Regions from separate parts of the Homo sapiens genome. Here all the other regions are linked to region 2. A link is a contact called in ENCODE Hi-C or POLR2A ChIA-PET data. All regions are on one chromosome and are shown on one strand. The core of a region is the stretch at or near the end of the contact, and the rest is flanking DNA. Distances in the headings are between cores, read along the strand shown. Region 1 has its middle 7.2 kb from the start of CBLC. Region 2 holds the start of PPP1R37 (protein phosphatase 1 regulatory subunit 37). Region 3 has its middle 6.7 kb from the start of CEACAM16.

Region 1 (2,818 bases), core at 187-2,686, 320 kb before region 2:
AGACGGAGTCTCGCTCTGTCGCCCAGGCTGGAGTGCAGTGGCGTGATCTCAGCTCACTGCAAGCTCCGCCTCCTGGGTTCATGCCATTCCCCTGCCTCAGCCTCCCAAGTAGCTGGGACTACAGGCGCCCGCCACCACGCCCGGATAATTTTTTATATTTTTAGTAGAGATGGGGTTTCACCGTGTTAGCCAGGATGGTCTCGATCTCCTGACTTCATGATCCGCCCGCCTCGGCCTCCCAAAGTGCTGGGATTATAGGCATGAGCCACCGCGCAGCCGAACACATCTGTTCTTTAAGTGTGTTTTCAGACCTTCACATAAGCCAGACTTTTACTTTATAGAAAGGGAAACTGTGGCCCAGGGATGGAAGAGACTGACTTGGTGAATCGATAGGTCTGGGATTCCATGATTCACCATAACCAACCGACCAAATCTGTCAGCATTCTTGGGACAACCAGCATCGTGTGCCTCCTGATATCATGTACAGAGAAGGACACAGCATCACTTCTGTAACACTCCTGCCACCAGAATCTAATCACAAGGAAACATCACACAAACCCAAATCAAGGAGACCTTCTCCAAAAGAACTAGCCTATAATCTTCAAAAATGTCAATTCCATGAAAAACAAAGAAAGGCCAAGGAACCGTACCAGACTGAAGGAAACCGAAGAGATGAAAACTTTTTGCTATGACAGATAGTTTGGGGACAGCTGGCAATTTGCATACAGGCTGCACTGTTGGATACTACTGTCACTGAGAAATGTACACTGCTCCTCTGTACTGTGGTGGTGTAAGAGAACGTCCTTACACTTGGAAATGCAACTGAAGCATTTAGAGGCAAAGGGACGTAATGTCTGAAACTATTCTTGCAACTTCTCTGTAACTTTAAAATAATTTCAAAAGAAAAACAAATGATTTCAAAGTAAAAGTCATGGTTTAAGAGTCTGTGATTTTGGCCAGGCGCGGTGGCTCTCGCCTGTAATCCCAGCACTTTGGGAGGCCGAGGCGGGCAGATCACTTGAAGTCAGGAGTTCGAGACCAGCCTGGCCAACATGGTGAAACTCCGTCTCTACTAAAAATACAAAAAATTAGCCAGGTGTGGTGAGATGCGCCTGTAATACCAGCTACTCGGGAGCGTGAGGCACGAGAATCGCTTGAACCCGGGAGGCGGAGGTTGCAGTGACTAGAGTTCGCGCTACTGCACTCCAGCCTGGGCGACAGAGCGAGACTCAGTCTCAAAAAAAAAAAAAAAGAAAAGAAAAGTCTATGGTTTAAGGTTCTGTGTTTCCGAGTATCTCTAAGTCTGTGCATGCATTTGTGGTCAGAGTCTGGGGAGCTGGGGGCGTGAATGGGCTGCTTCAGACACTGCTTTGAGGGTGTGACCAGGACCTGAGGGTGTGGTTAAGGTGTAGGGGTGGGGCTAGGCCCTTGGGGGTGGGACCACAGTCCCAGAGGCGTGGCCAGGGCCTCGAAGGTATGGCCATAGTTTGAGGCGTGGCCGAGAAACTCCGTTCCCAAGGGAGGTGGTAACTCTGTGCTCAGAGCGCCCTCTTGTGGCTATCCTCAGGTCTCCACTTTTTATTCAATAGCTTTATTTCGTTTTATTTTTTTCAACTTTCATTTTAGATTCAGGGAGTACATGTGCAGGCTTGTTACCTGGGTATATTGCATGATGCTGAGGTTTGGGGTACGACTGATCCCGTCACCCAGGTACTGAGCATAGTACCCAACAGTTTTTCAACCCTTGCCCCCTCCCTTCTTCCCTCCCCACTTTAGCAGTCCCCAGTTTCTATTGTTGCCATCTTTATGTCCCTGAGTACTCAACGTTTAGCTCCCACTTACAAGTAAGAATGAGCGGTATTTGGCTTTTTCATCCAGCCTAACTGTTTTATTGAGATATAATGTGTATACCATACAATTTACCTCTTTAAAGTGTACAATTCTGGCCGGGCGCAGTGGCTCATGCCTGTAATCCCACCACTTTGGGAGGCCGAGGTGGGAGAATTACTTGAACTCAGGAGTTCAAGACCAGCCTGGGCAACACAGAGAGACCTCGTCTCTATAAAAATAAAAATAAAATTTTAAAAAGTGTACAATTCAGTGACTTTAGTATATTCACAAAATAGTGCAATTATCACCAGACTTTTTTTTTTTTTTTTTTTTTTGAGATGGAGTCTAGCTCTGTCGCCCAGGCTGGAGTGCAATGGTTCAGTCTCAGCTCACTGCAACCTCTGCCTCCCAGGTTCATGCCATTCTCCTGTCTCAGCCTCCCGAGTAGCTAGGATTACAGGTGCATGCCGCCATGCCCGGCTAATTTTTTATACTTTAGTAGAGACAGGGTTTCACTGTGTTGCCCAGGCTAGTCTCGAACTCCTGAGCTCAAGCAATCCACCTGCCTCAGCATCCCAAAGTGCTGGGATTACAGGCGTGAGCCACCATGCCTGCCTCACCAGATTCTATTTTAAAACAGTTGTTCACCCCAAAAAGAAACCTCATACCCATTAGTAGTCACTCCCTATTTCCCCTCAACACCCTTCCAGCTCTAGACAACCCATAACATACTCTCCCTTTTTTGTATTTTTGGACATAACATAGTTGTACATATTGTGGGGGTACATGTGATGTTTTGATACATGTATACAATGTGCAATGATGAAATCAGGGTAACTGGGATATCCATCACCTCGTTTATCTTTTCTTTGTGTTTAGAACATCACAATTATTCTCTTGTAGCTTTTTTTTTTTTTTTTTTTTTTTTTTGAGATGGAGTCTCGCACCGTCGCCCAGGCTGGAGTGCAGTGGCGCGATCTCAGCTCAA
Region 2 (2,700 bases), core at 57-2,556:
CTTCTCCTAGGTTTTGTTTTTTAAAATCAGGCCTATGATACCGCTCATGGGCTCATATTTATTTTAGCATTGTAATTTAAGTTGTATTTTATGCAACTCTACCCCGATACAGAGAGCTGTTGATGTAACTGCAGCGAGCAAATGGAGGACTAGAGACTAGCGAAGGGGCCGAGACTTCGTCTCCAGAGTATCCCTGTCAGCATCCATCAACTGCACTCATATATTGAATGCAGCTCCTATCCGCCTTTCTTTTCGACTTCTTCATGCCGTTACCACTCTTCATCAGTTAGTCTAGCCTCAATGTTTTCATTTATTTCCTTTGTTTTTTTTGGGGGGGGGGGAACGGAGTCTTGCTCTGTCGCCCAGGCTGGAGTGCAGTGGCACGATCTCGGCTCACTAAAAGCTCCGCCTCCCGGGTTCACACCATTCTCGTGCCTCAGGCTCCCGAGTAGCTGGGACTACAGGCGCCCGCCACCACGCCCGGCTAATTTTTTGTATTTTTAGTAGAGACGGGGTTTCACCGTGTTAGCCAGGATGGTCTCGATCTCCTAACCTCGTGATCCGCCCGTGTCGGCCTTCCAAAGTGCTGGGATTACAGGCGTGAGCCACCGCGCCCGGCCCATTTCTTTCCTTTCGTTGAGACAGGGTCTGGCTCTGTCTACCAGGTCGGAGTGCAGGGGCGCGATCATAGCTCAGTGCAGCCTCAACCTACCGGGCTCAAGCGATCTTCCCACCTCCCAAGTAGCTGGAACTACAGGCTCCTGTAACCAGACCCTGCTAATTTTTAAATTTTTTGTAAAGACGGGGCCTTGCTATGTTGCCCAGGCTGGTCTCGAACTCCTGGACTCAAGCGATCTTCCCGCCTCAGCCTTCCAAAGTGCTGGGATTATAGGCGTGTGCCGCCGCGCCCCGCCAGGTGTTTTCAGTTCTATGCACTCCATTCCCTGGGCTCTTGACGAATGTGCGGGAGCTGAATATTCGTTATTTGGACTCCGGCAGGAAGGCGTGGGCTCAGCTTCGCGCTTGCGCGCTGCTCTTGGAGACGGCGTCTACTTCGCCCCGCCCCTCATAGTCTGCAGTTCCGGCTCTGCAGATTCGCTGCTCACGTTTCTTTTTTCCGTGGCCCTTCCTGCCCTTTGTTTCTCTCTTCATGTCACCCGCGGGACAACTCTACGTGCAAGTCGCTGAAATCGATTTTCTGCTTCTTATAGTAAGCGGCGGGCTCGCCAGCCTCGAGCGAAAGTGTGACTGCGAACGGGCAGGCGCGCGCGGGGCTCGGCGGAGGCGCGCTTGGGCTCCCGGCGGCGACGACTACGACCACTAGGAGAGCGGACGGAGGCGGCGCCTGAAGCGGCGGCGGAGCCCATGCCCCGGGACGGCGGGCGGACCCGGAGAGACAAATCCGGGGCCCGGGGCATGTCCCCGGGGCCCCCGTGAGGAGGCGGCGGCGGCTATGGAGATCGCGCCGCAGGAGGCGCCGCCCGTGCCGGGCGCGGACGGCGACATTGAAGAGGCCCCAGCTGAGGCCGGGTCTCCCAGCCCCGCGTCGCCCCCCGCCGATGGGCGCCTCAAGGCTGCAGCCAAGCGCGTCACATTCCCGTCCGACGAGGATATCGTGTCTGGAGCAGTGGAGCCCAAAGACCCCTGGAGACATGGTAGCTACCGCGGGTGAAGCGGGGGCGGGCTCGAGAGGGACCCGGGAGTCGGGAGGGATCGGTGCAGGGCCCGGCTCGAGGTGGCGTTCAATAGATTGCACCTAATGGTGAATAAGGGGACAGTCGTCAGTTTAGAACCGTAGTCTGTTAGAAAGGGGGTGGCTATGGAGTTGGGAAGGTGAAAAGTATCTGGTTTCTGCCGCACCCCACCCACCCGAGACAAAGATGGTGATCGTTTTAGGGTTTAAAACGATGAGCAATTAAAGAAAGTTTGGTGTTTTGTCAGATGTAGAGTGTGGCAGCCTTTGCGTTCGTAGTTCCACCAGAGAAGGAGAGAAGGAGCAGTTGAGAGGAGGAGCGGGTCAACACTGGGCCTGAAAGGGCAGTTGAAAGAGTTTGATGGGTCTATGGGGGTAAAAAGAGGTTAAGTTGCTGGTCTGCAAGCCTTGGGGCAAGGAGTGGTCGTGTTGGCCACTTTCTTGGCTGGAAAGAGGGAGACTATAAACTTGGACTGTGGCTATAGAGGACTTGGTAAAAAGGAGTCAAGATAAGGTCCCAGAAGAGGAGCAGAGGTGGTGGTCAATTTGTGGTTGGGTGAGGGAGAAAGAGGCAGTGTGGTTTTTATGTTTTCTTTTTTATTGAGACAAGGTCTCACTACATTGCCCAGGCTGGTCTCGGACTTCTGGGTTCAAGCTGTCCTCCCTCCTTGGCCTCCCAGAGTGTTGGGATTACAGGTGTGAGCCACCGCCGCCTGCTGCAATGTGGTATTAAGAAGAAAAGCCAACGCCTACCGCCGCCTCCTCCTCCAAAAAAAAGAGAAGCAGAAGGAAGGCTGTCAGTCATTCAGGAGCAGAGGATGTTTGGGACATGGCTACGGAAGGGTCCTCTTGTTCCTTCCTGAGAAAGAATTGGGGGATGGCCGGGTGCATTGGCTCAGGCGTGTAATCCCAGCACTTTGGGAGGCCAAGGTGGGTGGATCACCTGAGGTCAGGAGTTTAAAACCAGCCTGGCCAACATGGGGAAACCCCGTCTCTACTAAAAATAC
Region 3 (3,029 bases), core at 35-2,534, 400 kb before region 2:
TGGCAGGCGCCTGTAATCCTAGCTACTCAGGAGCCTGAGGCAGAAGAATCGCTTGAACCAGGGAGGCAGAGGTTGCAGTGAGCCGATATTGTGCCACTGCCCTCCAGCCTGTGGGACAGAGCAAGACTCCGTCTCAAAAAAAAAAAAAAAAGTAATGGCAAAAGCCACAATTACTTTTGCACCAACCTAGTACTGTGATTATCCCCATTTTACAGATGAGGAAACTGAGGTTAAGTAAGTGAAGCTGACCAGGCAAAGTGGCTTATGCTTTTAATCCCAGGACTTTAGGAGGCAAAGGCAGAAGGACCGCTTGAGCTCAGAAGTCCAAGATGAGCCTGGGTAACAGCGAGACCCAGTCTGCACACACAAAAAAATTTATTTATTTACTTTCATTTATTTATTTATTTATTTATTTTGAGATGGAGCCTCTCCCTGTCACCCAGGCTGGAGTGCGGTGGCACGATCTCGGCTCACTGCAACCTTTGCCTCCTGGGTTCAAGCGATTTCTGGCTTATTTTTGTATTTTTAGTAGAGACGGGGGTTTTACCACGTTGGCCACGCTGGTCTTGAACTCCTGACCTCAAGTGATCCACCCACCTCGGCCTCTCAAAGTGCTGGGATTACTGGCGTGAATTACCGCACTGGGCCAAAAATATTTAAAAATTAGCCAGGCGTGGTGGTGTGTGCCTGTGGTCCCAGCTACCTGGGAGACTGGGGTGGAAGGACTGCTTAACCCCAAGAGGTCAAGGCTGCGGTGAGCTGTGATTGTGCCACCACACTCCAGCCTGGGCGACAGAGCGAGACTCTGTCTCAAAAAAAAAAAAAAAAAGGTGAGGTCACCCAGGGTATCAGTGGACAAGCTGAGAACAAAACCAAAGTTTCTAACACCGAAAATTTGTCTTCTGCTCATCCCAGCCTGAAAGGAAGGTGAACCAAGATGCAATCCATGCCCATTCAAGTGGGGTCTGTGTGTCCAGGCAGAGGTGTCTGCCCTCTACAAAGGGCACAGGGGAGAGAGTGATGCTTAACCCAAAGGAGGTCTCGCTGATGGTGGAATTTCAGGCACCGTGTTTATGTTTGGCCTAATTAGCTTGAGACCAGTGTCCTTGACGGGAACTAAGACGCCCCCCACGCCCATCCCCGGCTCCCAGGCTCTCTCCACCCAAGTTCTGCCCACCAGGGCACACTGCTTCCCTCTGCCACCTCCTCTTCCCACGAGCCCTGGTACACCCTAGATTCTCAGGGCTGTGGCTCCTTGCTTTACAAATGAGTAAGTTGGTGGCAGGGAAGGAAGTGGGCTGGGCCATGACCAAGAGTCACTATGATTCACGGGGAAAACCCTGCCCTCCCGATTCAACTCTGTGTGCAAAAAGGTTTTGTGCGGGTTCCTAGGGTCTCAGGGTCAATGGATGTAGATAGACCACTAGAGGTATACACAGCCACTGTCCACCAACTCTCCCACCCCCCGGGTCTGCCTACAGCCCTGGATGGGGATCCTGTACCGGGGGGGCGGTTGGGGGGTTGGACAGGTGTGGGTTGAGGTGTTGTTTACATGTTGAACACACTGGGGTTCCAGGTAAGTTTCCGTCAGAAGAAAGCACTTCACTGCTGAGGCAGAAATTTCAAAATATTGAACCACTTTTCGATCCTGGCAGAAGGGAATTTTCCCAGGGTGATAAAAGTGTTCTAAAATTAGATTTGAGTGATGGCTGCCCAAAAGGAATTATGATATTATTCAAGAAATCATGGCTTTGCTGAACAACAGAAAACTCGAACACTGAGCATTTGAAGATATTAAGGAATTGTTGATTTTTATGTTCACTGTTTAGGTGAAATGATAGCATTGTGAGTGTGTTATTTTTAAATGAGTCCTTATCTTTTAAAGATACAGGCAGAAATAGCTATAAAATGATCTGATGGCTGGGATTTGCTTTCAAATAATACAGGAGAGGGCCGTGGGTGAGGAGAGGGAACCAGATTGCCTATGAGCTGAGTGATGGGTATGTGGTTGCGAGGGCAGACACCATTCTTCTCTCTGCTTTCGATGGGTGCGTAGAATTTCCCATAATAAAAAGTGGTTTTTAAATTGTTTTGACCATTGGCCTCGCGCGGTGGCTCACGCCTATAATCCCAGCACTTTGGGAGGCAGAGGCAGGCAGATCACTTGAGGGCAGGAGTTCGAGACCAGCCTGGGCAACCTGGTGAAACCCCATCTCTATTGAAAACACATAAAAATTACCCGAGTATAGTGGCATGCGCCTGTAATCCCAGCCACTCGAGAAGCTGAGGCAGGAGAATCGCTTGAACCCGGGAGGCAGAGGTTGCAGTGAGCTGAGGTCGTGCCACTGCACTCCAGCCTGGGCAACAGAGCGAGACTCCATCTCAAAAAAGAAAAAAAAAATTGTTTTAACCATTCTAAAGGAATGAGAAAAGAATTCTACAACTTTTGTTTTTTTGTTTTTTTTTTTGAGACAGAGTCTCACTCTGTCCCCCAGGCTGGAGTGCAGTAGCGTGATCACAACTTACTGCAGCTTCCATCTCCTGGGCTCAAGTGATCCTCCTGCCTCAGCCTCCAGAGTAGCTGGAATTACAGGCATGTGCCACCATACCTGGCTAATTTTTTTTTTTTTTTTTTTGAGATGAAGTTTCACTCTTGTTGCCCAGGCTGGAGTGCAATGGCGGGATCTTGGCTCACTGCAACCTCTGCCTCCTGGGTTCAAGCGATTCTCCTGCCTCAGCCTCCCCAGTCGCTGGGATTACAGGCATGCGCCACCATGCCCAGCTAATTTTGTATTTTTAGTAGAGACGGGGTTTCTCCATGTTGGTCAGGCTGGTCTCGAACTCCCGACCTCAGATGATCTGCCCGCCTCAGCCTCCCAAAGTGCTGGGATTATAGGTGTGAGCCACTGTGCCCAGCCTTTCTTTTTATTTTATTTTTAGTAGAGATGGGACTCACTATGTTGCCCTGGCTGGTCTGAAACTCCTGGGCTCAAGCAATCCTCACACCTCAGCCTCCCAAAATGCTGGGG

The links. A loop is a pair of places that touch in the nucleus more often than their neighbours do. ChIA-PET counts read pairs that join two places held with the same protein, here RNA polymerase II (POLR2A). Pooled maps may share reads with other maps.
Region 1: a pooled map shows a loop between it and region 2 (5-fold over the local background). The contact joins the enhancer-like site here to the promoter of PPP1R37 in region 2. A Hi-C loop is called at or near these places in 5 of 50 pooled maps. POLR2A ChIA-PET finds 5 or more read pairs at or near these places in 2 of 52 experiments (AG04449 and WTC11).
Region 3: a pooled map shows a loop between it and region 2 (5-fold over the local background). The contact joins the enhancer-like site here to the promoter of PPP1R37 in region 2. A Hi-C loop is called at or near these places in 2 of 50 pooled maps. POLR2A ChIA-PET finds 5 or more read pairs at or near these places in 2 of 52 experiments (HEK293 and naive thymus-derived CD8-positive, alpha-beta T cell).

Annotation. Positions count from the first base shown.
Region 1 is chr19:44,769,300-44,772,117 of GRCh38, forward strand. No RefSeq gene overlaps it. Among named protein-coding and RNA genes, the nearest start is that of CBLC, 7.2 kb to the right of the region's middle. Within about 2 kb of position 1,437, at least 4 of the 41 ENCODE cell types and tissues checked have a DNase peak (open chromatin) inside an H3K27ac peak, as active enhancers do.
Region 2 is chr19:45,091,873-45,094,572 of GRCh38, forward strand. PPP1R37 (protein phosphatase 1 regulatory subunit 37) reads left to right here and starts at 1,307. Exons shown (of 13, transcript NM_019121.2): 1 at 1,307-1,655. The coding sequence starts at 1,454. RefSeq lists an enhancer at 910-959 and a silencer at 1,380-1,589.
Region 3 is chr19:44,690,972-44,694,000 of GRCh38, forward strand. No RefSeq gene overlaps it. Among named protein-coding and RNA genes, the nearest start is that of CEACAM16, 6.7 kb to the right of the region's middle. RefSeq lists an enhancer at 1,463-1,532. Within about 2 kb of position 1,285, at least 23 of the 41 ENCODE cell types and tissues checked have a DNase peak (open chromatin) inside an H3K27ac peak, as active enhancers do.